2 separate regions of the Mus musculus genome follow, and region 1 is linked to region 2. The links are chromatin loops, found by intact Hi-C in ENCODE. Cell type or tissue: left cerebral cortex. All regions are shown on one strand. Each heading gives the region's core, and the rest is flanking DNA. Links, peaks and the distances in the headings are about the cores only.

The links. Hi-C counts contacts between places; a loop is a spot of excess contacts. Peaks named below come from ENCODE experiments on the same cell type or tissue, not always from the same donor. Only the 100,000 strongest peaks of a DNase experiment are listed, where the experiment ranks them.
Region 1: it touches region 2 in a loop (2.1-fold over the local background); 2 of 42 quality-filtered maps call a loop at or near these places.

The regions. Positions count from the first base shown.
Region 1 is chr6:97,387,172-97,403,123 of GRCm38, reverse strand. It overlaps Frmd4b (FERM domain containing 4B), which reads left to right. Exons shown (of 23, transcript NM_001346637.1): 5 at 6,847-6,931. Among named protein-coding and RNA genes, the nearest start is that of Frmd4b, 93 kb to the left of the region's middle. In left cerebral cortex, for the core only: no CTCF peak of the experiment used is centred there; DNase peaks (open chromatin) are centred at 6,365, 7,425 and 10,002; H3K27ac peaks cover 1,446 bases.
Region 2 is chr6:97,270,808-97,286,759 of GRCm38, reverse strand. No RefSeq gene overlaps it. Among named protein-coding and RNA genes, the nearest start is that of Gm32191, 26 kb to the right of the region's middle. In left cerebral cortex, for the core only: a CTCF peak has its summit at 8,664; DNase peaks (open chromatin) are centred at 8,652 and 10,133; H3K4me3 peaks cover 360 bases.

The DNA of each region.
Region 1 (15,952 bases), core at 3,855-11,854, 120 kb before region 2:
AGAGTCTGTCTCCATGTGCCGAGTGGGTAAAACAGCCCATTGGGTGATATACAGCCTTTCACTGTGGAAGATTTGAGACGTCTGGCTTGGGTCTGACCTAGCCCCATCTGCTCAGGGTGGAGGACCTGAGCATTTATCTTCATTAGTCACCACACCCAGCTGCCCTCTCCCCACCAGGCATGCCTCCCCTGCTATCCCAGTTCCTTGCAAAGCCTTAGCCTCTGTTTGCCCTCAGGAGGTTGGTAGGATCCTTCTTTGAAGAGACAAGCACTTAATAAACCATCCTTAAGAATGCTCGCCCCTGTCCCAAGCAGGTCACAGCCAGGACCTTGCACTCTTCATACAAGGTCACCGGCCGTTCTAGAGCATTTGGAAACCTCAGTCTCCTTTGAGGGCAGCTACAGGGTGTCCTGTCTGGCTCCACTAGCCGGTCTGGAAATGCAGGGAGGAGGAAGTGCAATTCTGGCCCTGAGTGCATAGGAGAAGCAAAGAATGCTTCTCTTGGGAGTTCTCCAAGACTGCTCCCCTCACAGCAGTGAAAGGGAGCACGGGGGACCTCCTTCCATACTATTACTATTACTGTGGGGCAGGAGAGAGAGAGAGGAGAGAGAGAGAGGTGCTTGGAGACAGAGAGATGCTTTTAAACAAATTACAACTCAGCCTTTAGCTTGCATGGTGAAGGAGATCAAGTCTGCACTGTAGGGTCATTACAAGTAATAAATAGGAATTGATCTCCCTGTTCAGAATGTGGCTCAACATCTGACGAAAGGCTTCTGAGGCATGTGGTTACTGTGAGCTCTCTATCTATCCATCTATCCATCTATCTATCCATCTACCAACCAACCTACCTATCTATCTATGGCTCTCTCTCTCTCTCTCTCTCTCTCTCTCTCTCTCTCTCTCTGATGTATGTATATATTCATAGGTGTAGGTGCCTGTGGGTAGGTGGATGCACCTGTATGTGCTAGCTAGTGGGGGCAAGAAGACAGGAAGCACTTGGCTGAGTGTGCCATCTCCGCAGCCAGAAGTAAGTTCTTACCATCATCCACAGCAGCCTAGAGAAACTACAGTGGGCTGTGTTGCTCTGGGCCCAGCTCTTGCCAGGTATCAGCTGAGTATTGTTCTAACTACAAAATGATTGTGTGATTCTGGCCCATGTCACCTCTTGAGAAGATTGTCACACAAACTCCGCTAAGACCTTAGTTAAGAAAGTAAACACACTCACTTGAGGAGAACGTAAGTCACAGCTGACCAGGCGCCATTTGTGTAGACATATTTTCCCGGTCTGTTTCACATGGAGCCTTAAGAGGTGAAGGTGGAAGCTTACCTAGGCTACATAGGAATCTCAGGGCTGCCTGGCTACAATAGCAATATATTAATAATTACTAGTGCCATACATTCTATGCCATAAAGTGTGTGCTGCCCACCATGTTTGTCCCAAGGGAAGAGAGACACTGGGACCCAGACTGATGACCAGGCCCTCTGCAGGCTTTGAGATACAGACAAGTGTCACCAAGCCCCACAGCATTGCTTTGACGTCTATGGATAAATACTATGACACATAAATGGTGGTTGCCCAAACATTAGTAACTGTTCAAAGGAGAACCCACCCAAGGAACACAAGTGATGTGTGTGTGTGTGTGTGTGTGTGTGTGTGTGTGTGTGTGTGTGTATGCGTATGTTCTTACATATATTCATATGGAGGTCAAAAGTCAACCTCAGATGTCACTCCTCGGGTGATGTCCATCTTGGTTTTTAAGACAGGGTATCAGTGGCTTGGAGCTCAATGAATAGGCTAGGCTGTCTGGCCAGCAAGCGCCAGGGATCCACCTGTGTGAAGTGAGTGCCACCATACCCAACATTTTACATAGATCCCAGAGCTTGAACTAAGAGGACAAGCTCTTTACCAACTGAGCCACCTTTCCACACCCTGTTCTCTTCCATATACCATCTTGCTATCTGATCAGCAGGCCATCTTCCTCCAACTGTAGTCTGTCTTTGTCATGGCATTTAGATGTCATGTTCTAGAGTTCCAGAATCTAGAATACGAGCAAGCCACGAGGAAGGTGAGAATGTGTCGAAAGAACATGAAAAATTGAGGACAAGAGCTCCCCCAAGCAATTCTTCTTCCGAAGAAATTATCCTTCCTCATGTCTGTGGCTTGTCTCCAGAGAGATAGATACCTATTCAAAGTGCCTGGGTTGGTCCTGAAGCCGAACATGTAGCCTGGCCATCAGATTAAAGGACTCACGGTGAGATTCCTCACAGTAAACCTACAGAGAATGAACACTATCTGTTTTAAAAGAAGCTGAAGCAATAGGTGTTCATGAGTGAGTCTAGAGGGTCATTATCCCTGAAGATCACCTGTGCTTTTCATACCCCACACACACACACACACACCCGAAGTTGTCACAGAGATTCCCTTGGCAGGATGGTGGATTCAGAGAGCTGTAATCGGATGCCCAGGCAGAAGCCCTATCCAGGGAGCATTGGCAGAGGCTGGTGAGAAACAGGATAGGGACCTGTTCTCTGGAAGTAGGATACAGTCAGGGGCCTGCGCATGAGGGATGAGCCCTGCGATCGGTATGGAGGGATCTATTCACAGCTGGAAGAGCTACAGATCGATTTGCTGCTAGGCCACCAGCAATGCAGGTCCTTCATCTCTCAAAGCCTGGCAAGAGAACTGCTCAGGCTGATATGTCTTCTGCCTGATGTGACCTTCCAGCCACTGTCACCTGCTGACCTCATACATTCTTTAAGAGTCAGCTCAATTGTCCCCTCTCCTGTGGCGCTTAGCCGATGGATTTCATTTTGGCAGCATTCTCCCTTTTATTTATCAGCTGAGTTAATGGCATCTCTCTTGTAGGCTCCCATGATAATGTGCTCGTGGTGTATTTCATTGAGGTTGTTACTATAGGAAAGAATTATATTTGTTTGGGACATACACTAGGAAGTCTATTAGACTCTGTGAACAAGAGAGAAGAAGAACATTGCATCTTTGTTCTTCATCCCTCTACAAAGAATAGTCAGAATTTGCTTCCTACTGTATCTGGTTTTACTGATGAGTGTGTGTGTGTGTGTGGGAGAGAGAGAGAGAGAGAGAGAGAGAGAGAGAGAGAGAGAGAGAGAGAGAGAGAGAGAGAGGGAGGAAATTCTGCTATCTGTAGAAGAACACATATTGCATCTAGCACGTAATCTGGTCCCTTGGTTGCCAACAAACAAGTTCCAATTGCAGCTAACATAGAAACATCATTGCAGGAAAATGAACAAAGCCCTCGGAGGAAACCTGGCTTCAGAGAGGGTCTGGAGAGCAGGAACTTGAGGACAGAGCCATGCACTAGATTGATACTGGCAGACAAACTAAGATCCAGACATCTTTATCACTCTACCCGTGTTAAATACCACAGTGAAAACACTGGCCTGGTCTAGCATGGGCCACACACCTACACATCAGAGTATATTCTCCCATCCTCCAAGGATAGTCCCCTGCTCAACCTCACCAATTCATATCCAACCAGCAGCCTTCTGGCTTCGCACATGTGATTTTCCTTGCAGATCAATTCAGTGTTATTGATTCAGATACAGAATTTAAGAAGAAAGTGCTGGCGAGAGAGAGAAAATCTGAATGAGAATTGGATTTTAAATAGGGTGAAAGAATTGTTATGACCTCATCAGAGTGAAAGTCCATTGCGCTTATGGTTTTTGTACAGTTCTATTCTGTGAGAGGTAGTCACTGCAGTAGTCCAGAGTGACAGAATGCCTGAATGAGAGTAATCAGCGTGTTGTGTTATGGCTGTGTATGCTGCTTCTCCTTTATGACGGGTGGTCTCTGAAGGGAAACCTGTTCATCTTCAGTGTCTTTGGATGAGAATGGTGTGATATAGTTGATCCTTTTGAGCCAAGTAGGTTGTCACTCAGTAGCCAATTCTACAGATCTGAATGTTTCTGTTTGGCAAGTACGTTCTCTAGTTCTCTTCAACCTAAAAAGTGGAGATAAAAACAATATGGGGAATTCCTACCCAGTGGCCAGCTCCTAGAGCACTCTAGGTAAATGGTTATCAATACTGTCCTTATCAATACCGTCATTACTGCCCCTAACTTCCCCGTTATCTTTCTCAATGTTTGTTGCCAATCAGGTATTCAGTGTCTGGTAAAGGTATAATTTCTAGTCATAAATAAATTCATGTCTGGCTGGCTGATGGTTGACAATGAATGTTCTGTTTTCATCGCTGTACTCTCAACAATGTACAAAATGAATCTTTTGGACAGGAGATATTCTATTGAATACAGAGTGTGATTTTAAAAGGTAAAGGAGGGATAGAAATAGAGACTCTTGGAATGGAAGGTAGGTTTGGGAGTCTTTGGTATGGCAGGGGATTCTGGGCTAGGAGATCTCTTCTCTGGGGGAGCTTCTCCCTTCTAGGCAGCTCCAACTGTACACTTTAGCTCAAGATCTATCACCTGCTCGCTGCTGCCCAGAAGTGCTGGCTTTGCTGTTTTGAAGGCAGAGAGAAAACATATGTTCATACATGTTAGTACACTAATGATGACACCAGTCTTGTTTCTCAATAAGTTTATTAACATAAATGAGATAGCTGCGGTTCCTGAGGGCTTAGCTTCCTGTACAACTGCTCACCCAGCAGCAGCTGGAGAGGCAGCCAGAAAGAAGTTAACAGTATTCTCAATAGAGTCGAAAGAGGCCAAGTCAGATGTAGCCTATTCTTCAAGCAGAGCTCTGACTTTCCGTGGCTATTCCCATGAAAGGATGATAACAGACCTGAGCCTGTGACGGTTAAACGGGAGAATACATGAGAATTCTGAGCATAGCCCAGCATATGGCGGGAGGCAGATCAACAGCCAGGATCCTGATGCTGCCCCTCCAGTCTCTTACTGGAAACCTCCTTGGGTTATCTTTATAGAGTCAAAGACTGTGGGGAGGAGCATACCTGGTTATTGCCAGGTAACAGTAGGGGTGGACTTTAGACAGAATGCTAACACTTACCATACCTAGGCATTGTACTGGCCACCCCATTTGTTGTGTAATGTCTTGTGATCACAGGAGAGCCCTCCGAGTAAAGTATCAGTAGCTCCCCCTGATACAAAAGGATCTATGTAGATCAGATGGCACATGTCACTTTATTCCTGCTATACAGCAGCTATTCTTAACCTGTGGATTGCAACCCTCTGGGATCAAATGACTCTTTTACAGGGGTCGCCTAAGACCCTCTTCATATCTGATATTTCTATTATGATTCATAACAGCAGCAAAATTACAGTTATGAGGTGGCAATGGAAGTAACTTTGTGGCTGGGGGTCACCAGAACATGAGGAGCTGTATTAAAGGGCCACAGCATTAGGAAGGTTGAAAACCAGTGCCATCCATGAATCAGAAGGACAGGGGAGAGATTTTCTTAGCAATCATAAGATTAAAAAGAAAATAGTTCACACTTAATATCTAACTTCAACTCTCCAAAGTTATAAGTTCAGCCATGACACTTACCTTGATAAAGACACAAGACTACACACCTCTGTTCATGTTAATAAACAGAGATGACAGTCTAGATTTTTCTTATTCAAAAGCCTGTTTTCCCATAACTCCTCATTTCCTTTCCTGCCCTCACACTTTTCAAAAACCAAGTCTCCCAGCCTCCATTAATCTCACTTAGCAGTGAGCTAAACCCTTTTAAGTACAAATATCCCAGATTTATTCTCCTCCTGGAGCCTCGGCCTGACAAGGCAACACACAGAGGTGCCATTTTCCAAACCATCTTAACATTTCGGTGACAACTTCTTTTACAGCCTTTTCAGCTGCATTAGTGGCTCACATATTTCATTAACAAGAAAGGAAAAAAGTAACAAAATGCCCAAGCCCCATGTGACTTCCCCATGTGACTTCCCCATGTGACTTCCCTATGGCCTGAGGAGATCATTCCCCTACCACAGTCCTCTTGTGTTTCCATTCTCACTGGTTTGAGAGCAAGTTCCTTTTGAGGACCCCAGCTGTGTGAGTTGCCCTAGGACATTATGTCCCTCCTGTATAATTTAACAAGAAGATTCTAGAACTCAAAAAAATGCCAGGGCTCAGGTTTACCTGTGCTCAGCGCAGAGCCCCAGTCCTCCCTAGACAGCTTTTAGCACTGTGTGTTGTTGAGGAAGGTTCGATGCCTTCCTCCCTTCCCATCTCAAAGCTGTCAGAACCACCCTCCCCCCCCACCCCCATCCCCCCACCCCCAGCTAAAAGGGAACTTAGAATCTGTGTTGGCTCACACACTGTACAAGGAAAATCTTAAAAAGGGCAAGGGGAATGAGGCCTGTTGTGCCCTGATTTGCATGAGAAAAGAGCAAAACTAACAGCTAAGGGGAGCTTGGCTTCCAGCCAAGGGAAACCCTAGCTCCGCAAAGAAAGGGAAAGAGCCGGCCTAACTGTAACTCTGTGTGAGATGGGGTAAGGCCTGGAGTCCCCCACCAACCCCAACGCTGGTCACTGCTGGACCAGCAGGATGCCTTGACATTCAGATGACATGGCCTGCTTGCTCTGGGCTCTTCACCGGGCTTGTGTGTTCACGGAATGAGTTGTGTGTGGGGGAGAGCACACACACACACACACACACAGTGTTTGCAGGTGGACCCCATGCTGAATCTCACTTTAACTCACGGCCTACACACAGTTAATGCTCTGTAGGCGACTTCATCTGCAGGTAGGTGTGTGGGAGCACTGAGGTGGTGTGCGACATAAAAACCAAAGCAGGACCATGTGGCTCCTTAACGCTGTCTTTGAGGAAATGAAATCATGCCAAGAGCTGGAAGTCAAGTCTGAAGGATTGAACTCCGTACACTGTCTTTCAGGTTCTACATCGAGAGCATATCCTTCCTAAAGGATAAGAACACCGTGGAGCTGTTTTTCCTGAACGCAAAGGCCTGTGTACACAAGGTAAGACACTTGTTTGTGTGTTCGTGGGATGTCTCCCCGGAGACTGTGACATGGTCTTGCCTGCCCTTTTACATCCTAACTTGGGAAAGAATACAGTCTCTCTCCTCAATATCAGCTCCCCAACCTACCCCTCCGCAACCCCTCCCCCCAACCCACTCCTCAACAGGCCCTCTCCTCAACCCACCCCATCCCAACCCCTCTCCCCTCCCCAGGCACTCTCCTCAGCCCTCCCCTCCTGGGCCCTTCTTCAGATGCCGGATGGTGAAGCGGGATAATTACACCTCCACTAAGTCACTGCTTCAAAGGTAGCCAAGGGAGGCTCCCCACGGTATGAGCAAGAAAGACAGAAAGATGGATCCCTTCAGAGTGCAGGAAGCCTCCTCGTTTTAGCATTCACCATACTTAAAAAAAAAAAAAGCAATCCCAGTTCCCGTCCAGCCTGCCAGTCCCTAAGGCCACTCCCACCTTAGCTCCAAGGAAACAGAGCTGGCAGCTGAGCTCGACTGACCACTTTCAGCAGCAGGTCGGTTCTCTTTAGTCGTGGGCCAGCTGAGGTTGTTTTCCTCTGTTTTGTTTCTGTCCCTCAAGGACGAGTTACTTTTACAAACATCAGTTAAACATTTCAGAAAAAAAAGAGAGAGAGAGAGAGGGTCGGGATTGAAGTGATACAGCAGCTAAGTTGAAATGCCTGCCTAGTTTGGTTTGGTTTCATTTGCTTCTGTATGGCCTTAGTGTGGGCCTTGGGGAGGGAGCTGGCTGGGTTTGGGGAAAGACTGTTGTTATGCAGCCCAGGCTATTTTTTTTTTAATCTTTATTTATTTGTATTGTGTGTGTCACGGTGCAGGGCTGCACACTCTAAGGCACACATAGGGAGATCAGAAGGAAGCTTTCAGGGGTGGAGTCCGTTCTCTCTTTTACATGAGTAACAGAAAACTCAAGACCCTCAGGCTCGAGTCAGCGCTGGCCTTCATACTCTGTCTCTTCACTGGAGTATTTATGCTAGTTATATATGCTATGACTACTGACAGCCCTGGTGCAGGTGTGGCACCTTCCTATGTTTTTTTATTTCTGTTGAATTTGTGTGTGTGTGTGTGTGTGTGTGTGTGTGATGTATGTATATGTACATATGTGAGTAACTATACATCCCTGCCAATGCACATGTGTGGAAGTTCAAGGACAACCTTGGGAGATGATCCTCACCTACCACCTGTCCGAGACCGTGCTCACATACTGTGTCTGCCAGACTGCCTGGCTCTTTAGTCTCCTAGCACTGTCTCCTATCCCCCGTGAGCACTGGAATTACACACAGACTGTGCCTGGCTTCCCATGAGCTCTGAGGATTAGTGCTTGCGCGGCAAGGGATTTAGCATCTCGCCGGCCTTTCACTGAGTGTTTTATGACCTCACTTTACCGCCCTGGTTGGATGAACTCTCTTTGGTTTGCTGTCTTCATGATTGCTTTTGAGTTGACGGTATACATCTTCAGCGAACCACATCTGTCTCAGGGAAGCCCCAGCATTGCACACATCCTGTGAGCTCCTTCCGTTTCTCCGTGTAGACAGTTCCCATCATGCCTCACTTTTGGCTCTGCTGCAGATACTGGGGACATCACTACTTCTGTGTGAAGTTTTGATCACCTTCAAAGATATTTAAACACTATAAAAGCATGGTTATCACTGGGGCCCCCATTTCTGTTTTGTCTTCATTCACTCTTTTCTGCCTGACTTAACTTTTCTTCCACCTGAAAGACACTGGGTAACATTCCCCATACCATGTGAGTCTGCTGGTGACTTATCCTTCCAAGCTTCTTTCTGAAAGCACTGGCTGGCCTTTGTCTTCAGTTTTTGAATGTTAGTCCATAGGATATAAAAGCATACATTGGCAGTTTTTTCATTTCTACAAAAATAATGATTCATTATGATTTTTCTTATGTTGTTGCTGATGGGGTATCTGCCGCCACACCAAGTCTTTGTGGCTCAGTGTGTGAAGTGTCTTTTTCTCCAGCTGTTTTTCCAAGTTTCCACTTGAGACAGTTTGATTATGTGTATCAATACCGTGATACAGCTTTCTTCGTGTTTCTTGTGACTTAAGTGTTTTGGGTTTCTAGGTTTATTCTTTATATTAGATTTAGAAAGGGGTGTGTATGTGGGGGGTGTGGTATTTGCGAGGTATTTGTGTATGCTTACACGTATGTGGGTCATATGTGTGCCAGTGCATGTGTGTGCATGTGCCGGTACAGATCAGACAACCTTGGATGTCTTTCCTCAGGAACTGTCTGTCCATCTTGTATTCTGAGACAGATTCTCACTAGGACCTGGGACTCAACAATTTGGCTGAGCTGGGTGATCAGTAATCTCCTTGTGACCTCTTTTTTTATGTGACTCCAGACATCTAGGTATATAAAATAGGTATCAAAATTATTGGTAACAAATCATATAGAGATTCATTTTAAAACAATTTTTTGATATATGCACACATCTTACCATTTTTTTAAAGCTAAAAGTAAATGTTCATACTACTGAAATGGATGTGTTTATTTTTATATATAGAATTCAATCTTGGCTGAAGGTTGGTTATTATAGGATGTAGGAAATCTTCAAAATTTTTCATAGTTAACTAACATTTTGGTGTTATAATTGTCAGTGCTAAGAACACTTTTTCATACAACTGTGAAATGCAGATGTAGCAGAAGTGTTGTGTTTCAAGGACATTTGAGAAATTGTTGGAAATTTGGTCCTAATCCCAAGTGAAACTCCATGAAACTCAAGCCACCTACCCAAACAGCCATGTTTAAAATCAAGTGTTCTGATACACTGCAATCCAAAGAGACACTAATTTGGTACTTCCATGCTGAGACATCGTGGTAGGGAGGTAGCACCATTCTTTGTTCTTCATAATGAAATCATTATACTTCTGCAAGTGGAGAAAAGCTTGCACGCACATTCAAAACACTCCAGTACCTAACACTCAGCGTAGGTAACTGTGGGTTGTCTGGTTTCAGGCATTGCTAGCTGGCATGTTCTTATGTAAGCTGTGCACAGGGCAAAGTATGCATGCTGTGTGTTCAGAACTGAGCCTGCAGTGATGTGGAGAGAGGCAACACAGGCAAGCACCGCCTGAAACATCTGGTTCCTCACACAGCTGACTGTGAATCAGGCTTTGGTTGTGGCATATTCAGAAACCTTTTACTGTTGCCAGATTTTTTTTCTCTCACAAACTCCACATTCAGTCATGTTACCCCACCTGGGTTTGTGGCCATAGTCTCAGGAGCTGGTACCAGGCCATTAGAAGTGACTCTAAGGCTTAAGTTGTTTCTTTGTTTTCATTTAGGGTTGAGGTATTCTGTTTTGGTTTATTTTGGTTGCATGTTTGTTGTTGTATATTTTTCCCATGTGTGCATGTCTGTGTGCATATGTGGTGGGGGGGCAGTCTATGTTTGTACGCATGTATGAGGGTTGGCATGTGTTCATGTGTACAAGTGCATGTGTGTGTACGTGCATATGTGTGTGCGTGCATACATGTGTGTGTATGTGTGTGTATGCATATTACCTCATGTCGTTTCTGTTGTTGTATCCTCGGGGGGTGTTTGAGCATTTATTATAAGAAGGATTTTTTAAAAAGAGATGTTGTACAGGTATATGTGACTACTTAACTTCAGACCATACAAAATGTAATAGTGATAGGTATTTTCCTATCCTTGGCCACATAGACTAATTTATGCCTCAGTTCTGGGTGGTCTTGGGTTGACGTCATTTTTCCTTCTAGCCATGTTTTGCCAGCCTGATGACATGTGATTGCCTGTTAAGCAATTGCTTGTTGTATCTTCTTAAAAGTTTTAAAATTTGATGTGCCTGATTTGGGTGCTGGGAATGGAACCCAGATCCTCTGGAAGAGCAGCCAGTGCTCTTACCTCTGAGTCATCTCACCAACCCCCTAGATATTACTAATTTTATCTTTTTGAACGCTACTTGCTTTTATCCACACATAAATATTCTTCGTATTTGTTTCTGGGTGCAGTCTAGTTATTAGGATGCAGTTTGCTTTTTTCCAGACTTGTTTTTATGATTTGGTAGGCAAGCCCAGAACAGAGCTCACTCTACTGTCAACTAACTGTTTCCCATCACCTGGGCAAGACTCCTGGGTCTGCTTCTGGGTACCCGGAATTCAAAGGTTTCCTAGTCTGCCTTAAGGCATCATGTACCATTTCCCATCCTGAATGAGGACCAAGCACTGTTCACTTCCAGCCTTTCATGAGCTTCCACCTTCAGGTAATCCTTCATGCAGGGTGGTTGCTAGTCTGCCCAGTACCCCCAAGCCCCATCTTGCTTCCCTCGGGGCTCTGTTCTACAGAGTCTTTTCAGTTCAGTTCTTCAATCTTCCAACTCCAACTCAGCTCAAGGTGTCTGCTGTGCTCCGTCATGCTCAGAGTCTGGAAGCCTCAGCAGTAAGTAGGGACACTATGAGACTTGGTTTGTTCCAGGCTCACTGTTTATGTTGCCAAATTCTCAAGTGTTTTGAAAACTGTTGAGATTTGTTTTGGGGGGCGAGGATGGACGTTTTCACAGAAGAGAACACATTCTATCTCTATTGCTCCGTCTCATCTGGTAGCTGACATTGTCAAAGCAGAATCTTTGGCTACTTCTATGAAAACACTCAAATGTCACCACCACCAAAACTTTACTATCACCCTCTCTTTTGGGGTTCAGAATTCCCTAATTGTTGGCTGCTGAGTCAACACTTATACCCAAATGCAGCATTTACGAAGCAGGAAACGTAGCCTGCAGCCACACTTGTTGTCCCCTCCTGTGTGGAGAAACACAGTCACCCTGGGTGACATCACTGCCTAGCTGATCACGCTCCAACAGAATGGCTTTCTCTGTCTTGTTTGTGCTGCTACTTATTAAAGCCAAGAAAAATAAAAACAAGAATGTAAAGCCTGCCGTTTTAAACTGATAGTATTTCTCTTCTGCTTTATACACTAAACTCTGCTTGAAGAGTGTTGTGGAGCAGAACTCTTTTCGGTCTGTCCCTCTGTAGCCTGTCAGTTGCAGGTCCTCCTCTCTCAATGGGACGTTTCTTATGCCTTCTCAGAGAAGTTAGAATACTGTTATTTAGAAATGGGATCTTGCCGGGAGGTGGTGGCGCACGCCTTTAATCCCAGCACTTGGGAGGCAGAGGCAGGCGGATTTCTGAGTTCGAGGCCAGCCTGGTCTACAAAGTGAGTTCCAGGACAGCCAGGACTATACAAAGAAACCCTGTCTCAAAAAAAAAAAAAAAAAAAAAAACCCAAAATAAAAAAGACAGACAGACAGACAGACAGAAAGAAAGAAAGAAAGAGAAATGGGATCTTACCATATATCCCAGACTCTTCTCAAATACAGAGCAGCTTACCTGCCTCCGTCCCCCAAATACTAGGATCACAGGCATGAGTCACCATGCCCAGCTAAAATTTACAGTTTTTATAAAACATAATATGGACTATTACGTATGAATGTGTATGAGACTGTTGTCCACATAATTATTTTTTAAAAACAATTGATAGGAATTTAGGATGGGTATTTTCTATGTAATGAGTATGCAACAGTCAAAAGACAACTTACACAATAGCGTGTTTGTTCACAGGATGGAGCGTCTGTCTGCCATCCAGTCATAAGTAATTCCTTAAAGTGTTTTGTTATTTAAGGACAATTGACATAAGGAATATCACCTGAACCATGGCCACAGCAGTAAATAAGTTCTGTGAGCACATAGCTTCAGCTGTGGATTTGTAGGTGGGTTTATTGATTGGCAAACATGAGTCAGTGGGGTTGACAGCTAGATCTCATTGCTCACTGCTACATCTAAGAGCCAGTGGGCTTCCCTTCACAGTGTGCAGGGCACATTCCTCACTCACGATGTGTTAACTTACTCTTACAGCAATTCCCCAGCTTCTTCATCTTTGCCAGAGAGCTTCCCTTGCCTTGTTTTTTTTTTTTTCCTTCCACAGAGGACAGAATGAGCCAGAATAGAGAGCTCTGATTTGCAAATACAAAGCCACACTGTTTACATATTTCATTATCAGAAATATGACTATAAGATTGAATATAGTAGCTGGAGCTCTGCATGCTGATATGAAAATAGGTTCATAGTCACCAGCTTTAGCTCAGTAATATACCAACCATTTAGAATGCTGGGTAGCACCAATGGCTCTGTAAATATCATTGCCCGTATGAATTGTGAATATGCTGCTGGTGACCTTTAACTTTGTTGAAAGAAATACCTCATTTCTGACTTTGCATATCTAGGAGAGTCTGGAAAAGAGATAAAGATTTTTCATTGTTGTTTACCGCAAAGCAAACGTGCGTATGCACAATTTAACACCACTCAGGCATTCATTCAGTGAACTGCTGGTGACTATTCAGGAAGTAAATACGAGGAGCTGATGAGCAACATTTCTTAATTCCTAAGAAGTCAAGAGATAACAAAAATGGCCGGGTGCGATGGTATGTGTCTGTAACCATAGTACCTGAGACATGGAAGCAGGAGGTTCAAGAGTTCAAGACCAGCCTCTGATCTACAGTGAATTCAAGACTGGCCTGGGCTTCATGAGATATCTTAGGAAAGATATAAACAATAATGTAGTGTTTTCTAGAGAAAAAAATACAGGACAGTATCTAGGCATTTACACTTGCCATAATTTATACTTTCTAGGGATTGTTGATAACATTTACCTAACTCTGGTCAACTATAATTATAGATGTCATCAAAGGATGAATGAGAGAGATTAATTCTGCTCTCATCTTGTTTGGAGATGTGTCTTTGTGTAGTAGGCAACTGTTAATTACCAAGTCCTATAGCTGACTATTGATGCTCAACACTAAATGGGATGCTGGTATAAACTACAGGAAGACTCAGGATACATGGCAGAAAGACTGTAGGAGCTGAAGGATGGGGAGGGGCGCTGTGATATGCTGTCTTCTGGACATGGTATGGCCATTGCACTCATAAACTCCCTAAAGCTATGGTCACATAAGTTAAGATGAGGCCAGGGGACCAGTCAACACCCAGTAGACAGCACTAACTGAACTTGGTGGGTTTTAGAAAAAAAGAGGGGGAAAGGACCTAAGTATGGAAAAGAGAGGTGTTGAGAGGTGTTGAGGAACGTCCAGAGAAGTGAAAGGGAATAGTTGAAGATGGATATTATCTAGATAGATTACATACATATGTACAATTGCCAAAGAATGAATATGAGTACATGTGTATATATATATACTCATGTGTGTGTGTGTGTGTGTGTGTATAGATACAGATATATGATTTTGCTTCCTTTTGACATAGAATCTCACTATATAGCCCTGGCTGGCCTGGAATTTGTTATGTAAACCAGGCTGGCCTTTAATTCACAGAGATCTATTTGCCTCTGCTGGGATTAAAGGTGTACACTACCACTCTCAGCACTAAAATTATTCTTTAAAAAGATTAATAATAGTTTTTGTAGAAAGAAGAATTTCACTGCCAGTCTAATTTTTAAAATCAAATGCCCATAGATTTCCTCTAATATTTTAGGCGTTAAATAAAGATCAGTTGTCTCCTTATAGAAAGCTAGCATGGGCTTAGGATAAGTAGATCTGTTGATTGAGTGCTGAGCTGGTGTACACTGGGCCCGAGACACTGCACTGCACTGCACAAACCAGGCTTGGGAGCACAGGAATGTAACTGTACACTAGAGAGGTAGAGGCAGGAGAATTGGAAGCTCAAGGTCCTGCTCAGCTATGCAATCAGTTTGAGATTAATTTGTGATTCCAGATACCCTATCACAAAACAAAAGGAAATTAGAGCTAGTGTTTGTTTATTTAAGACAAGGTCTGATTATGTAGCCCAGGCTGGCCTCCAATTTATAATCCTGCCTCAGCCTCCTGCATGGTAGGATTACAAGCGTGTGCCAGCACAGCCAGCAGAAAGCAAGTTCTTTCTACGTTTTTAAGGTTTTTTTTTTTTTAATTTTATGTGCATTGATGTTTTGCCTGTATGCATGTCTGCGTGAGGGTGTTGGATCCTGGAGTTACAGACAGTTGTAAGCTTCCATGTGGGTGCTGGGAATTGAACCCACATCCTCTAGAAGAGCAGTCAGAGCTCTTAACCACTGGGCATCTCTCCAGCATTGGAAAGCAGGTTCTTTAGGCTTCAGTTTTGAAGTGCCCGTGCGCAAACCAAACTCAGCCATGGCTGGACCCGAGAACATGTAAAAGCGTGTTCAACCAGCAGGATCCTCTTGAAGCCTGTGGTGGGCTGTATTGGTGTATGGCTGTTTATCTCTAGAGATGCTCAGTGGGTTTCTTAATGTTTCTTCTGACATTTTAAATTCCAATTAAACATCAAGAAAAATGAAACCGGTTTCCTTTGGAAAAGAAGAAGAAAAAGAAAGAAAATCTACCCTAGCAGTCTTTTTGACACATCCCCACTTCCTGTATGGCTATATTAAACACTGCCCATGATGGGATGTTTCTGTTTGCTAGCTCTCATCTGCAGGTGCAGTTTGCAGTGTGAGAAAACACATTGCAAACCTTAGTATGTTTTGACCGTAACCTTTGATCGTAACCTCTTTTCTGAGGCGAGGTTTCAGTGTGAGGGCTACTTTGGGCCTGGGCTAGCTCTGTGGTTTAAAATGGTGCCTAACCTCTTCCACAGAGAGCTCTCTCAGGACAGCGTGGGTGAGGTTAGGGTGTCAGTTCTCATCACACGACCTGTGAATACCTCTGTCATGTTTATGCCAAATACTCATTATTACTTAAACAGGGGGTGGGAGCAGGGAGCGGCAATGCATGACTTCAATTCCTGCACTAGGGAGGCAGAGGCTGGCAGAGCTCTGTGAGTTTCAAGGCCAAATTGGTCCACACAGAGCTATGTAGTGAGACCCTACCCAACCCCCACACTAAAAAGAAGAATTTTTTTATGTGTGTTTTTATGATGTGTATGTGTATGCGTTCATGTGTGAAGACACACTTGAATATCAATCTTTATCCTCCATCCTGTTGGAGGTGAG
Region 2 (15,952 bases), core at 5,204-13,203:
AGGTTTTGTTGATTCAAAGATACACATTCTTTTCATACTTAAATCAGAAAATAGGGTTTTTTCATGTCCTATTGGAATTGGCCGTGGTTTGGGTTTTGAATTTGGTTGGTGTTTGTTTGCTTGTTTTCTTTCTTTCTTATTAATACATAAAATGTTGTTTTGTTCTGTTGTTTCAGTGTTGGGCCTGAACCTAGGTCCTTGCACACACGCTAGCCAGATTCTCTACCACTGCAGTATACCCCAGCCCTCTGCTGTGCTTTACGTACGACAGGGTGCCCTGGAATTGATCAAATGTGGTAGTTAATCACTTCACTGAGACTGATGGGAATTTTTAAGATTTAGGTGTGACCATCTTAACTGACTGACATGAGTAATTCATCTTTGTTTTTAAAACAAACGCTTTCAGTAGAGGACATTTCAGTTCTGTCTTACCCTGTTTATTGGAGAGAGCTGGGTTGCAAATGAAATGTATGGAAACACAAATGAGTGTTTTTGTGCATGTATCCTACATGAAAGTCCCCTTTCCTGCTCAGAACTGATGGGCTCAGAATCACAAGTGTAATCTTGAAAGAAAAAGTATGACTTAACTTCCACATAGAAGAAATCTCAGGAGTAGAAGCACCTTATATATTTGTTTATTATTTTCTGTGTATGGGACTGTTTGTACATCTGTGTATCATGTGCATATATACAAGCCAGAAAGGGTGCTGGATTCCCCGGGACTGGAGTTACAGATGCTTGCGAGCTGCCATGTGAATGCTGAGAAACCAAACCCAGGTCTTCTAGAAGAGTAACCAGCCGGCATGGTGGCACACGCCTTTAATCCCAGCACTCAGGAGGCAGAGGCAGGCAGATTTCTGAGTTCGAGGCCAGCCTGGTCTACAAAGTGAGTTCCAGGACAGCCAGAGCTACACAGAGAAACCCTGTCTTGAAAAACTCAAAAAAAAAAAAAAAAAAGAGTAACCACTACTCTTAACCATGGAGTCATTTCTCCAGCCCAAAATATGTAGATTTGTGAAACAGATAAATATGCACTGAAAGGGAGTGAACCCCAAGATATGTCAGAACATATATGTATATATACATATATATATGTGTGTGTATAGATGTATATATAATAAATTATGTTATATAACAGTATGTATAATATATAACAATATACAATATATTATATAGAATATATATTTGTATACATATTTACTATATATTGTATATGATATATAATGCTACATTATATAATTATGAAATAATATCATATATAATATATGCTATATTTATTTGAATAATTATATCATATAACATGATATATATGCATATATATTTATTATAAAGGGGAGAGGGAGAGATACTTGTAATACAATGCTAGATTTTTTTTTATAATTTAGGCATAGAAAACTTTCCAAGTTATGGGGCTAGAGATGTCTCCACATTTGAGAGTGTATTAATTTCTTTCCATTGCTGTGATGAAATATCACAGACAAAAGTGACTTATGGGAAGATTCATTTTAACCTGCAATTCCAGATCTGGAGTTGACAGTGGTAGGAAGGCACGGCATGACCGCAGAAGCAGGAATCTGGCCAGTTACATTTTCATTCACATAGGAAGCAATGAGAGAAGAAGAAGTAGGGAGAGGCTATAGATCCTCAAAACCTTCCTCCAATCACTTGCTTCCTCCGGCTAGGCTCTGCCTCCTAAAGTTCCCTAATATTGAGTTTTCAGAATTGGGATCATGACTTTATTAAGTTTCTATTATACTGTGCTATGGTGCTCCTCAAACTGTCAATGGTAAAATACATGTTTTTAAATTTTCCAATATATTGTGAAGCTATAGACTTGTAAGGTGAAATAAACTGAATTATTATGAGAAAATTAATCCCAAAACACAAATTACTAGCTGATTAATAGAGATCTGGAAACATATACTAGTATTAATTGTTAGCATTGGCAGATGTAAAGCTATTCCACCCCTGGCATGGTGGTGCATGCCTGCAGTCTTTACAACTGCAGAGGCTTTGCCAGGAGACCAGCCTGGGGAAAATAATGAGACTTGTCTCAAAAACAAACACCACCTCAGTTGAGTCAGTGTCTGAGTACTGACTCCATTTCTATACACCTTGTCGACTTCCTGCACAGGAGTTTTCAGACTATTATGCCCAGTAGCATTGACCTGGAGTTAAACATCAAAGGAGATGCTTCATGCGTCCATTTTTTTTTTTAAGTTAGGGTTTTTCTGTGTAGCCCTGGAAGATCTGGATCTATCTCTGTCTCATCTCTGCTTCTCCCCCTCACCCCGCACCAAGAGCAGGCTGGCCTAAAACTCAGATCTGGCTGCCTCTGCCTCCCCAATGCTGGGGTTAAAGGTGTGCACCACCACTGCCCGCTTCATCCATGCTTCTTAATAAGGTAAGTCATCCTTTATAATCTTAAAGTGCATTGAAGCTGTGCATTACTGGAGAGAGAAAACACTTCGTGGTACAGACTAACCCTGTAGGTAACAAGACATTTACCTCCCCTTTCAAACACTCAGAGCGCCAGAGCAGGCCTCAGTTGGTCGAGTACTTGCCTAGCATAAACAGTCTTAGATTCCATCCCCAGCAATGCGCTTCAACTGAGTGTGGTGGTGGGATGTACCTGTAATCCCAGCCCTGGGAAGTAGAGGCAAGAGAAACAGGAAGGAACTCAAGGGCACCTTCAACTACACAGTGAGTTTGAGGTCAACTTGGGCTACATAAATATAGTTGGCAGCTCCCTGTCTCCTCTGTTTTAACCTTATTATCCCTCCTCTGCTTGCCCAGGTCTTGTCTTCTGCTCTGCCTTCCTTTCAACCCCAGTCAGGTGCTACCCTGGTGTAGAAAGAGGCTGCTTGGGCTTTCTCACTGCTAGTTGGACAGAAGCCAGGCTGGTTTGCTCAGCTCCTCATTTCCTCCCCACAGGCTGGTTAGGTGCACTGAGTATCTCTATGTTACAATAAGGTACCTAAGTACTGGAGAAAGTTAAGAAATACATCCTCACTGGCCAAATTCTATGTCCTAAGCTACTGAAAGTGTTTACAACACAAAAATCCAGAATGGACTAAAACCGAAAACTGTTTTAAAAAGACTTATTTCATTGCTTTATGGATATGTGTGTGTGCACCTGAGTGTCTATATATAATTATTTTTATATACATACACATATATATGTATATCTATACTACTTACATACAGGTCTTTGGAGGCCAGAATAGGGCATCAAATTCCTGGCATTGGAGTTATAAGCTGTTGTGACTACCCGATGTGGTTGCTGGGACCTAAAACCAGGTCACATGCAAGAGCAGCAAGTGTTCTTAACCACTGACCCATCCCTCCAGTCTCCCCACCTCTCCAGAACCAGCTTTTTGAACACCAACCCAAAGCCACAAATGAAACACTCCAGACCACAACTCTTTGCTTCACACACAAAATTATTAAAAATCCCATATGAAATTTTCTTTAGGTGTCCAATATAGTAGCCTATATCTATAATTTCAGCCCCTAGGGCATATAGCAAGAGAATTCCAAATTGAAGACCAGTGAGACCCTGAAAGAAAGAAAAAGAAAGAAAGGAAGGAAGGAAGAAAGAAAGAAGGAAGGAAGGAAGGAAGGAAGGAAAGAAAGAAAGAAAAAGAAAGAAAGAAAGAAAGAAAGAAAGAAAGAAAGAAAGAAAGAAAGAGAAAGGCAGAAAGGAAGGAAGGAAGGAAGGAAAGAAAGAAAAGAAAGAGAAAGGAAGGAAGAGAAGGAAAGAAAGATAGGAAGAAAGAGAGAAAGAAAAAGAGAAGAAAAAAAAGAAAGAAAAAACATACTTGGGGTGGAAGGAGATCTTCAGTGGATTGGTGAAAACTGTATGCTATATTCTAAGCCCAGCTCATAATGAATATGACTAATTTGCATTTTCCAATGACAAAAATCAAAGTCAGCCTGTGTGCAAGCACAGGTTAAGATAACCTGTAACTAGGGTGTTACCAAATCTCGGCGGGCTTCTCACTAGACTTAATTATTAATGGCTGAATGAGTTCACCCATGGATCAAATTCATTTTTTCAAACTGTTCTGGTTAATAAAATCTCTTGGCTCCAGTGCATACATACTTGTTACAAGCACCCATAAACAGAATGAAATAAATATTGATTAGTAGCACTGAAACTATGTATTGATCCTTCCCCAGTTTTGATGACTCAGGGGCAGAAGAGTGATATGAAATATGGCCTGCTCTTTATACGGTTGCTGAAGAGCCACCTTGAAAGTCAGCTCGGCACATCTGGACATTCACAAAGGATGAGTCTGATCTGCGATTAGACTCCAAGTAGAATCTTAGCCCACCACAAAACGTCTTTAAATCACCCCCCCTTCCTTCTTCATGGAGTCAATATGAGTCTATCTTCCTGGCAGGAGAAAATGGGAGTCCTGCTTTTGTGATTCTTATCAGACATTGCTCTTAGCATGCAAACACACACACACACACACACACACACACACACACACACACACAACATTTCTCCATTCCTTTTGCTTTCAAGTACCAGCATCCTTGACAAGAACAGTGACCTGGGGCTGGAACAGTAGGAGTTGACCCAACTTTGGATTTTCAGGTCATTTTCTTCAATGCTGGTCATACACAGAGGACCCAAGGTTAAGAGGTCTGTGAGTGGCAGCTACGGCTGTGCAGGCCTCAGTGGAGTGTCAGGGAAGTGTGTGGAGAGTTTGACTGGATTCACCCAGTAAATGGAGAGTTTGACTGACATTTGGAGGCCCAGGAACAATGAGTAAACACAGCAAACTATCCACCCCCCGCCCCCCAAATGGCCACTGGGATCCTTCGAGAAACCCTAGCACCTAAAAGCAGGGTTACACCTGGGCATTGTGTTCCTAAACTTAACAAGAAAAGAAAAAGAAGTAAATAATTGTTGATGAGAGTCAGGCAAGAAACATGTGATTCAGGAAAAACATAGACACCCCAACCACTAGCTAAAACTCAGTGTGCCAACTGCATATCCATAAGTCACAGACCCAGGCAATTGGAAAGAGTGGGCTGGTTAGCCAAAGCCTTCAGCGCCATGAAGGAGAAGCACAACTCTTTGAATGGCTTGGTATTAATTCTATGAAGACCTGTCACAGGATTTTCCCTGTTCAGTTACATTAGTACAGAGGATGCCTGTGATTGGACAGGGAAAAGGGAGGCATCGAGAAGAGATGCAGAGACAGAGAGCATCTCTGGAGAGAGAAGGCCAAGATGGAGGCGGACATGAACCAGCGTGGTTTTAACCAGTCACGGGTAGTTATGATACCATAACATTAGAATAATTGGGATAAAGCTTTTATCATTATCAATTGGTTCTCAAATGATTATATTGGCATCTTATAAATTGAGAATTTATTGATACATAAATCTGATGGGTTATAAGCTTCAAGAGTTTTGATTTACCGGGTTGATGAGTGGTGTGGCGGCTGACCGAGAGTTGGACAGTCGTTGCGTGGGGCTGGAGTGGTAGAGAGGGAACGCAGGAGCTCCAGCCCCTTCCAGACAGACCACCAAGTTGAGATCACCCAGCTGGAGCCATGTGGCCCACCAGTTGCCAGCAGTAGCGCAGGTCTACAGGTCCTTTTATTTTAATTTTTTTTTAATATTTCCCGCAAAAAAAGACCAAGGGTGATGAGAGAGAATAAAGGCACGAATCCTACCTGAGATTGGTGGGACATCCCAGGTCCCTTTGAGGAGTTGATGCTGGATGAGGTCATTCCCCAAATACTGAGGCTAGTATTAAAGAAGTCTGAGCAACAGAAAAGAAAGCCCTCACAACGGCATTCAAACTGTCCTGTGTGTCAATTCACTTAGCCCTCTCCTGTGACTCTATCGGAAAGTTGTATGCCCTGACAAGGCCATGAAGAATGGCTCAGAAAGGTTGCCAAACCTTTGGTCCCATGACCACACAGTAACTGTTAAAGCTAGAATTCCCAACTTTGCCCTTGATGTTGCCGTCACGTGCTCTGTGAGGACCAGGATGCTGCTGAGGAAGCAGTCAGTGACAGAGCAAGGGCTTTGAATGGAAACCAAATGAAAAACGAAAACAGAAAAGGAGGAAGAACAAAAGCCTGGGAAAGAAGTAGAAGGAAAGGCTGGGAGTCAGCTCAGCAGGGTGACTGTCACAACCAGCAATCAGGAAGAAAAGTCCAGTCCACATACTTTCAGGCTTGCAGGGAGTTCACAAGAGGGGCGATTTGGGTTTCTCCATCAGGGTTCGACTTAGAGTCTCCATGAAGGGTTAGGGGACAGCCAGTGGGCTAGAATAATCTTTGCAAATAACATGGAGGAAAATGCGCTGCAGCATTTGCAAGATGTACCCCTAAATGCTTCTCTTGCTGGGAATGAGCCTCACGTCATCCCATGTCTCTCCTTCCCAATATACACAGCACACACACACACACACACACACACACACACACACACACACTTGTTGGGGAACTTATTATCTAGCTTGCCCTTTCCCCAGAAAATACAGGCATCCTAAAAAGATCAAAAGCCGGGAAATGGAAAAGGTCTCATCAGGAATCCCAGGAGCTCCAGGCTGGGAGAGGCATCCCCGGCACCCTTCAATTACTGGAGAAGCCTTTCAGGGAGTTGATGGTGGTGTCTGGACAGACACCACTGTCTTCATAAAGTAGTGGTTAGAGGTGTGGGCTTTGAAGTCAGGCTGTCTTGGAGACAGACTATCTGGCTTGGAGTCTGTCCCAGGCTCAGTGTTTGCTGGTTTCTAGAACTAGCATTAGTCTTCTAGGCCTCGGGTTCTTACAGGACTCACCAGGGTACCGTACAAGTTGCCCAGTGTAATGGGCACAAACAGTGCAGCACAGCATGTACCTGACGAGAATAAAGTAACCTGTGTGGGAAACTAGTAGGTGCTGCTCCTGATCTAGAAAGCTGTTTTTTTTTTTTTTACACCCCTACCCCACCCGTGTGTGTATGTGTGTGTGTCTGTCTGTCTGTCTGTCTGTCTGTGTCTCTCTGTATGTGTTCGTGTTCCTGTGTATGAGTGATAGCATGCACACGTCATAGTACATCTGCCACAGTACTTATTTGAAAGTGAGTCTCTTGCTTGTCCAGCACTATTTTATGCTGGGTTAGCAGGCCCATGGACTTCTGGGAAATCTCCTGTCTCTGCCTCACAGCTCACTGTAGGACCACTAGATTACAAATGTGTAGCCGACTACTGGAATACAGACGTGCAGCTCTGTCACTTGGCCTTCTCTGCCTTTTCAAGATCCAACCTGAGCTCCTCACTGTCAGGGGGCAGTTGCTTTACCGATTGAGTCATCTCCCTAGCCCCAGACCCGAGGTGCATTCATTTAGCCACTCAAATAACAGTACTGAAATAAACATCCCAGCTGAGGGTTGATTCCTGCCCCCAGCTCCTAGAATTTTCCCCCCTCATTTAATCCTCACAGCAAGGCCACCACAGTTAATCCCAGCCCAAAGCTCTTGGATGTTAGTCTTGTGCCCGGTGTGTAGTTAGAGGCACTTAAGGCGGGGTTCCAGAGACAGCCTTTGTGAAGTGTGAGTTCCTTCCGTTCAGAGTGCACGGACAGGTAGGCTACACTAGAGACCTGAATGGGTGTTTTCCACCTCCTCCTCCCCCCTCAGCTGTCCGGCAAGGTCAGGGCAAATTATACCTGTGAGTATTCAAGAGTGAGTACCACCTTAAATCAGACACCCTGGCACCTCCCTAACTCATGCTGCGTCAGGTCATGCTGTTGGCTCCAAGACAAGTCACTGCCTTTTCTGCACACATAAGAAAGCAAACAAGCAAAAGATTTAGAGAGAGGGGGGAAAAAAAAAACAAGAGGGCAGGCAGTTAAATTTGGAAAAGAGTTCTAAGTGCCAATTTTTTTTTTTTTTTTTAAGAATTTATCTCTCAGGCATCCTGGGAAAATTTTAGACAGAGCTGAGAACAAAACCATTCAGTATGGGAAGTGTGTCCTGTAGACCTGAGATTCCTAGGCGACTGGAAAATGAGGCCAAGACCACTCCTAGGGTTTGGCTGAGGAGAGAAGGTTTTGTTGTAGGTGTGAGGGAGAGGACAGCCAAAGGCATCTGGAAGGGTCCAGACTGAACTGGGCCACGGTCGGGGATGGGAGGCGAGAGAGGAAAGGAGTGGCAAGCGATCCAAGAGAGGAACCAAGATACTAAGAGGGCATGTAACTAAAATGGCTGAGTTATATAGCGATCAGAGGCTGGGGGAAGGAAAGCCCAATCCGCGGGCTACAGAGGTTTAGGGGAAGGAGAGGGGGAGGGGCGAGAAGTTCAGGGAGAAGCCACAGGCTACTGAGAGGTAGCCAGAGTCAGCTTTGATATGTTAATAGGCACCTCAGGTAGCCAATTGCCCTGGGTTTCTTTGAGACCTAACATTAGGCAAACCCTCCTCTGTGCAAGGGCAGCTGGGACAGTTCCGAGTGAGAAGTCTGTGCAGTGAGGTGTCACACGCAGATAATGTCCTTCCTGCCTTTCCCGGGCACGGAGAGGTGCCCCGGCTCAGTGCATAAGCCCTTCATCTGGACAGAACCTTCTAGACTAACTAGGACCAGGTTTCTTCTAATCGTTGGGCTGGGTCTGGACTTTCAGAGCGTACAATATTGGTTAAGAAGGACACCTAGGGGCCGTCCCGGTTTACTGCAGGCAGGCACTCCTAGCTGCCCTGGATTCGGGATTCTCAATATTGTATGAACAAGGTGCTGTAGGTTACAGGGAGAAGGAAACAAACCTAACGAAAGCCCAGTTTCTAATTTCTAACCCCCAACACTTCTGATTACTCGCTGTGCTCTTGGGGGAGTTGTTTGGGGGGTTAGAAGCATGGAGAAATGTAGGGATTCAATAACATCTAACTCTTAATAACGTGTGCCTCAGTTCTTGGGACAAAGTAAGCCACGTCTTGTTATTGTTTCTAATGGGACTCTGCAAGGAAGAGAGTTAGTAACATTTAACAGCATTAAATTTAAACATCAATAATGTAAGACTTACATTTTTAATAGTCACTGAAGACCACAGTAGAGGTTTATAAAAAGTAAAGTACTTTCTCAGGGGGAAAAAAAAGTCAAACAAGCCAAACTGGCAAGATTTTTTAAACACAGTCTTTTAGAAAATCAAAATTAATTTATACATACACACAAATTCTGCTTTTTGGTTTTTTTTAAATTTTTTAAGTAAAGACAGGCTTGATGTGACTGGTTTTTCCTTTGCTTCAAACAACAAATGGTTTGTCCCTGTCTGGTACTGTGCCAACATATAACAAGAGGGCCCAGTGACATCTTTGTTTGCTTTAGATACAAGAATGAGAGCCCAGGATAAATGCTCAGACACACCAAAGGTCACATAATCAAGTACAGAGGAAATCACCCCCACACAGGAGCATCCTGGTGCAAGTCACCTTTTAAAGGGCATATGAAGAAGGACCACAGCGTTGGGGTGATCACAGGGCCTCGTGCATGCTGGGGCTGGGGCTGCAGCACAGAGACACATGCCAGCTGGGCATGGATCTAACTCTGCGCAGTCATGTGTGTGAAGGGAGAGAGAAGGAGACAGAGACACAGAGAGACAGAAACAGACAGGGAGACAGAGAAAGAAAGACATAGAGACAGAGACAGGAAGGAAGTGGAGGGGGAGGGAAGGGGAGGAGATAGAAGAGGGGGGAATGGGGAGAGGAGGGGAGGGGAGGAAGAGGAGGAGACATAGAGTCTTACATGGCCAAAGCTGGCTTCCAACTTGTGTAGCAGAGAACGACCCTAAACTTGTAATCTTCCTGCCTCTACCTCCTGAGTGCTGGGATTAGAGGTGTGTGCCACCGGGCTTGATTCACTGGTGCTGGGGACAGAACCCAGGGCTTTACACATATTGGGCAGGCATTCCACCACTGAGCTACATCCCCCCACCCTCATACTATTACTTGTTGGCAGAGATTTGGGCTCAGAGCTTTCTACCGTAGGCTGTCATTTTACTGGCCATGTGGTAGAGTTTACTGGTGATGTGTTTAACAAACAGAGACAAAGACCCAGTTAGGTTTGAATTTGAAACAAGCAAAGGGTGAACCTACATGGAGTGCATCCATGTCCCCAGTGTGTCCTCTATTTTATCGCCCTGTCACCCAGGCAACCTGATGGTTTAGTAAATAGAGCTGCAATTTCAAAACGGTCTGGATCTCCCTGGTTAGTTTTGGCAATTCCTCTAGGCTCCACCCAACAGCTACCTAGCAACAGCTTGCGCAGCTGCTTGCTTGGTACTAATAGCCAAACTCTCCCCTCCCCCTCCCCTTCCCCCTTCCCTTCCCCCTCTTCCCCCTCCCTTTCTCGCCCCTCTTCTCTCTCCCCCTTTTCCCTCTCTCCATCTCTCTCTTCCCCACAAGTTCATGGCCATCCTCTTCCTCTCTCCTCCCTCTTTGTCCTTCTTTGTCCCCCTCCTTTCCCAGGTCCCCTTCCCGTTCGCACTTGGCCCGTCACATGGTGGTGATTCCTCTGGGGAACACCTCCGGGCCCAACGAGACTGTCCCTCTCGCCCCTGCCGCATTATATTATGTTTTATAAAACACAACAGTTAAGACTCTCATTTCTGTGCTCTTCAACAGATCAGCAAGTGTAGATGGCTTTTAACAGAGTAACGAGATAGAAAGAGGCGTCAGAAAGTGGCTCAGTGTCTTAGGCTTCAAGGCAGGGGTTGAGTTTCTACTGCCTTCACTACCATAGCTGCTTCGGCACAGGAAATGCTCTGCACAGAGTGTGGTACCTGCCCATCCTGCAAATGCTGTTTCTTATACTGAGAGCTCCAGCTCAGGGCAACATAAATTACTTCCTTGGCACAACAACAACCCCACCTCCAAGGATCAACTTCCATTTACAGTGCAATGTAAATTATTGAGAATGTGTGGACTGGGGGCTTTAAAAGTACCTGTAATCACGTTGCCAACCTGGCTCTGAAATATCAGCCAGTTCCAGCTCCTTGGAGCTTAGTAAATTGAGTATGTGGTGAGCAGTTATTTCTTCTAATAATGTGGCTGCGCGCTGATGCAGACAGAGATGTCTCTAGATTCGCCTCCACGTTAGTGACCTTTGGAGGGTTTGGGGGGCATTCGTTTTTTTAATTATAGAGGAGTATTAGACATTAGACCACTTCAATTCCTAATTCAGATCCTTTCGACCTGGGCAAGTTTCTCAGGGCCCTCCCAAATAAATAAACCCTTCCCTGAGCAGCACTAGCTGTAGCTTTATACAGCTTTATACAGCTGTCAACCTCAGGATTGCTGTGGTGTGTGTGTGTGTGTGTGTGTGTGTGTGTGTGTGAGAGAGAGAGAGAGGGGGGGGGTGGAGGGAGAGAGAAACAGAGAGAGAGAGAAAAACAAGAGAGAGAGAGAGAAACAGAGTCCCATCCCTCACCAGTCTCTTCCTCCATTAGGCTGTGTGCTTTTAGGTTTCAGGGACCCTACTAGATATAGTGATACATGCCTGTAATCCTGCTATTCAAAAGACTAAATACTTCAGTGCAAGGCCTTGTCTTAAAGTGGGGATTTAGGAAGTTCCATGAGTGTAGTATTTGTCAAGCAAGCACAAGAAGACATGAGTTAGAGTCCTAGCACCTAGGTTTAGGTACATGGTTTTAATCTCAGCACTGGGGAGGCAGAGACACCTGAATGGCTAGGGTTTGCCTATTTGGCCAGCCTAGCCCATTTGGTGAGTTTCAGGCTAGTTAGAGACCTTGTCTCAAAAAAAAAAAAAGGAAGAAGAAGAAGAAGAAGAAGAAGAAGAAGAGAAGAAGAAGAAGAAGAAGAAGAAGAAGAAGAAGAAGGAGGGAAGGAAGGAAGGAAGGAAGGAAGGAAGGAAGAAAGAAAGAAAGAAAGAAAGAAAGAAAGAAAGAAAGAAAGAAAGAAAGAAAAAGGGTAGCACCTGGGGAATGATAACCGAGGGTATTTATTCTTATTTTTATGAACACTGGTGCTTTGCCTGCGTGTGTGTCTGTTTGAGAGTGTCAGATCCCCTGGAACTAGAATTACAGACACTTGTGAATTGTCATGTGTGTGCTGGCAATTGAACCCTGGTCCTCTAAAAAAGCAGCCAATGCTCTTAACTGCTAAACCATCTCTCCAGCCTCCCAACCCTCAAATCATGTTTTATTTCAATTCATGTTTCACTTGAACTCTGAAGCCACATCATTACTCAGGAACGTCAAGTATACTTGCCCTGCAAGCAAGAAGACCTGAGTTGGATCTCCAGAACCCATAAGGAGGAAAGAAAGAAAGAAAGAAAGAAAGAAAGAAAGAAAGAAAGAAAGAAAGAAAGAAAGAAAGAAAGAGAGAGAGAGAGAAAGATGGAGTGAGGGAGGGAGGGAGGGAAATAAGAAAGGAAGAAAAGGAAGAAAAGGAAAGAAGAAAGGAAGGAAGGGAAGGAAGGAAGGAAGGAAGGAAGGAAGGAAGGAAGGAAGCAGGGCATGCTAACATGCACGTGTACTCCTAGGAGGCATGAGAACTTCATTGAGACACATATCTGTTAGAAGTTCTGTAAGCAGAGGTGAATGGAGTGATATGAGCAACACTAATCTATTGCCTGGCAACTTGAACATCTAAGATGCAGGCTCCCTTCTGGCTGATGCTTCCCGAAGGCTGTGAAGGAAAGTCAGTTCTACACTTCTTTCTCTAGTGCCTGGAATCTTCAATAGAGGTCTTTTTGGCCCTGGTTTTGTGCAAGCCCCACCCCAGCCTGTGCCTCCAATGTTCTCCAGGCATTTATTCTGCCAATCTCTGTGGCCAAACTTCCCCTTTTTATAAAGACCAATTGTGTGAGTCTAGGACCCACCCTAAGGATCTCAGTGTAATGAGCATGTGGAAACTTCTGGTTTCTTTGGAAAATCAGTTGTGTCCGATGGTGTTTTGATGGGGCAGACATGTGAAGGAACGTTTCACTGAAGCAGACACAGGTGAGAGGATGTTTTGCTGAAGCAGACACATGAGAGGATTCGTGATGAGGGACTTTTCTGACGCGCATGCATTGGTTCATCTTACATTGCACTGTTGAGCTCTGCTTGTCATGATGTCATAAAAAGAAGAGCACCAAAAAAAAAAAAAAAAAAAAAAAACCTCCTGGTGGTGCTCTGGCGACTTCTTGTCACTTCTTCAGACTCGGGCTGAGTGATGTCAGCTGTTACAGACTCACATGGAATTTTGCTATGACAGACTCGTGTGGTGAGACAAGACCCAAACCAGGACACGTGATGTTTGGAGGGAGTATAAACAGGACACAACAGTGATGGGGGCTTGCGTGCAATGCTTTGCAAGGCTTCGCTGGTCCCGCATCTTTGCTGATCTTCGCTTCACTGAGAGAGGCACAGCAGAGAACTTCCCCTGGCATCTCTGCTGGTCTTGGTCGCTCCTGCTGACTTGTGCAGGGTCAGCAGAGGCCTGGCTGTTTCTGCGAGATTGTGCCACCGCTGCTGATTCATGTTTGCTATCCCGGCACTACCGCACTGGACTGCTGGTATATTCGTGACGTGTTTGCGAGTGGATGGAGCTGCTGCTGCTGACCTGTGAACTGAACTGCTGATTTCCTGTCAGTGAAGATTAGATTTGCTCCAAAGAACAATTTCTAAACAGATTCACTTACCCCCTATCCTAATAACCTTTCTTTTCCACTACTTCTGGTGGGTGATGGGCTAGAAGGGAGGTTAAAGCACTTAAGAACAGTTATTAAAATTAGAGTTGAAATAAATTTAAGACAACTTTTCTTCTTGGACATACATTTCAAGAAGAAACATCATCCAACTCTAGAGGTCGACTTTTTGAGGTTCTGAAATGAGGTAAAAACTGTAAGTCAACAGAGGCAAACATGAAGAAGAACGGCAGCCATGTGAGAAAGGATGCAGATCGCAGAGCCTTGTGTGCCAAGGATCATGGGAGGTGACCAGAAACCAGGAGACTGGCACAAAGCAGGGATTTCCTCTGCGCTTCTGGAAAATGCCAATCCCACCAAACCCTGCACTTCAGACTTCTGGTCTCCCAAATGCTGAAACAATAAAGTATTGTTCTAGTTTGGTTTTGTTTAAAAAAAAAAACTATAATCTAACAACATCTGTTTTTAAAACAGCAGCAGGGGTGGTGGCTTAGCCTACACTCTGGGTTTGTGAGACAAATTCTCATTCAAAATCCCTTGACTCATGATCCTAAAGTGTCACATCTGGATGTTGTGTCCTGGAGAAGAAGCAGCTGTGTGGCTTGGTGCTGTGTGCCCACTCAGATTTCAGATTTCCAAGATCACAGACGCTCAACAAAACTCTTTGTAACAGAGGCTCCAGCACAACATAAAGGCCTGGCTTTTTGTTTTGTTCCTTTTGTCTTGTTTTTATTATCTTTTCCTCCTGCTCTCCCCCGCCAAATGAGAGCATGTTATGATGCTATAGGTTCTCAAATATCTTCTTCTTCTTCTTCTTCTTCTTCTTCTTCTTCTTCTTCTTCTTCTTCTTCTTCTTCTTCTTCTTCTTCTCCCTCTTCTCCTCTTCCTCCTCCTCCTCCTTCTTCCTTCTTCCTTCTTCCTTCTTCCTTCTTCCCTCTTCCCTCTTCCCTCTTCCCTCTTCCCTCTTCCCTCTTCCCTCTTCCTTCTTCCTTCTTCCTTCTTCTTCTCCTTCTTCTTCTTTTTGAGTCACAGGGTATCAGTGTGTAGCCCTGACTTGCCTGGAACACTCTAATGCTTTGTGCTGGCCTCAGATTCTCAGAGATGTGTGTGAGTCTTCTTTCTGAATGGTGGGATTAAAGGAGCACATCACCAAACCAGCATCTCCGACAAACAGGAGGAAGCACTACAGGCTCTATGAGGTAATAGGTAAGCTACCAGGGAGCTTGGGGATGGCAGAGCAGTTGTTGCACTTTCAGAGGGCCCGCCTTCCATTCCCAGCACCTACTCTCTTCTGAACTCCTCAAGCACACATGAGCTTCTCGTGGTGCACATAGGTGCCCGAAACAACACTTGTACACACAAAATACAAGTAAATGATTACCAAATACCTATAATGTGCTAGATAGTGTAATGCAGTAGTCTCCTACTCAGGGTCCACCCCACAGGAGTTTGCAGTCCAGTATAAGGACTAGGCCATGTTGACAATGTGCCCTGGACCTAATTCTGTCAACTTGGCAGGACCTAGAGTTACCTAGAGACAAGCTTCTAGGATTGTCTATGAGGGGTTTCTTGATGAGATTAACTGAGGTGGGAAGATTCAGCCTAAATATGAATGGCACCATTCTATGAGCTAAGACAGAATAAGGAGAAGAGGGAAACGACCATCAGCGTTCATCTCTCTCTGTGTCTGACTGTGAAGGCAAAGCCAGCTGACTCAACTCTCACTCTGTGCCTCCTGTGGTGGTTTAGATGAAAATGGCCCACATACACTTGATGGATTTGAATGCTTGGTCTACAATGGTTGGAGTCATCAGGAAACACTAAGAGGTGTGGCCTTGTTAAAGGAGGTGTGTCACACCATTCCCAATCAGCTCTCTCTCTGTCTAATAAGAAGTGAGCTCAGCTACTGTTTCGGTGTCATGCCTACCTGCCTAATGCTATGGTCCCTCCTGGGATGGTTATGGATTTACTCTGATACTGTAAGCAAGCTCCTCATTAAGTAATTTCTTTTATAAGTTGCCTTGGTCATGGGTGCCTCTTTACAACAATAGAAAATTAAGACACTTTCTCTACCAGATGGATTGTGTCCCTGAATTGTGTGTCAAAATAAGCCCTTCCATAAGTCACTATTGTCATTGAAATAAGAAGAGCATTTAATACCACAGGCTATTGGGTGTGGGCAGCCACCAAAGCTGTAGGTAAGATTGGAGTCAAAGTCGAGTTTCTGGAGGAAGTAACTTCTGTGTATATTTTCGTGCAAACTCAGTAGTCCTGCATCTTCTCAGAGAAAGGATGTTGTA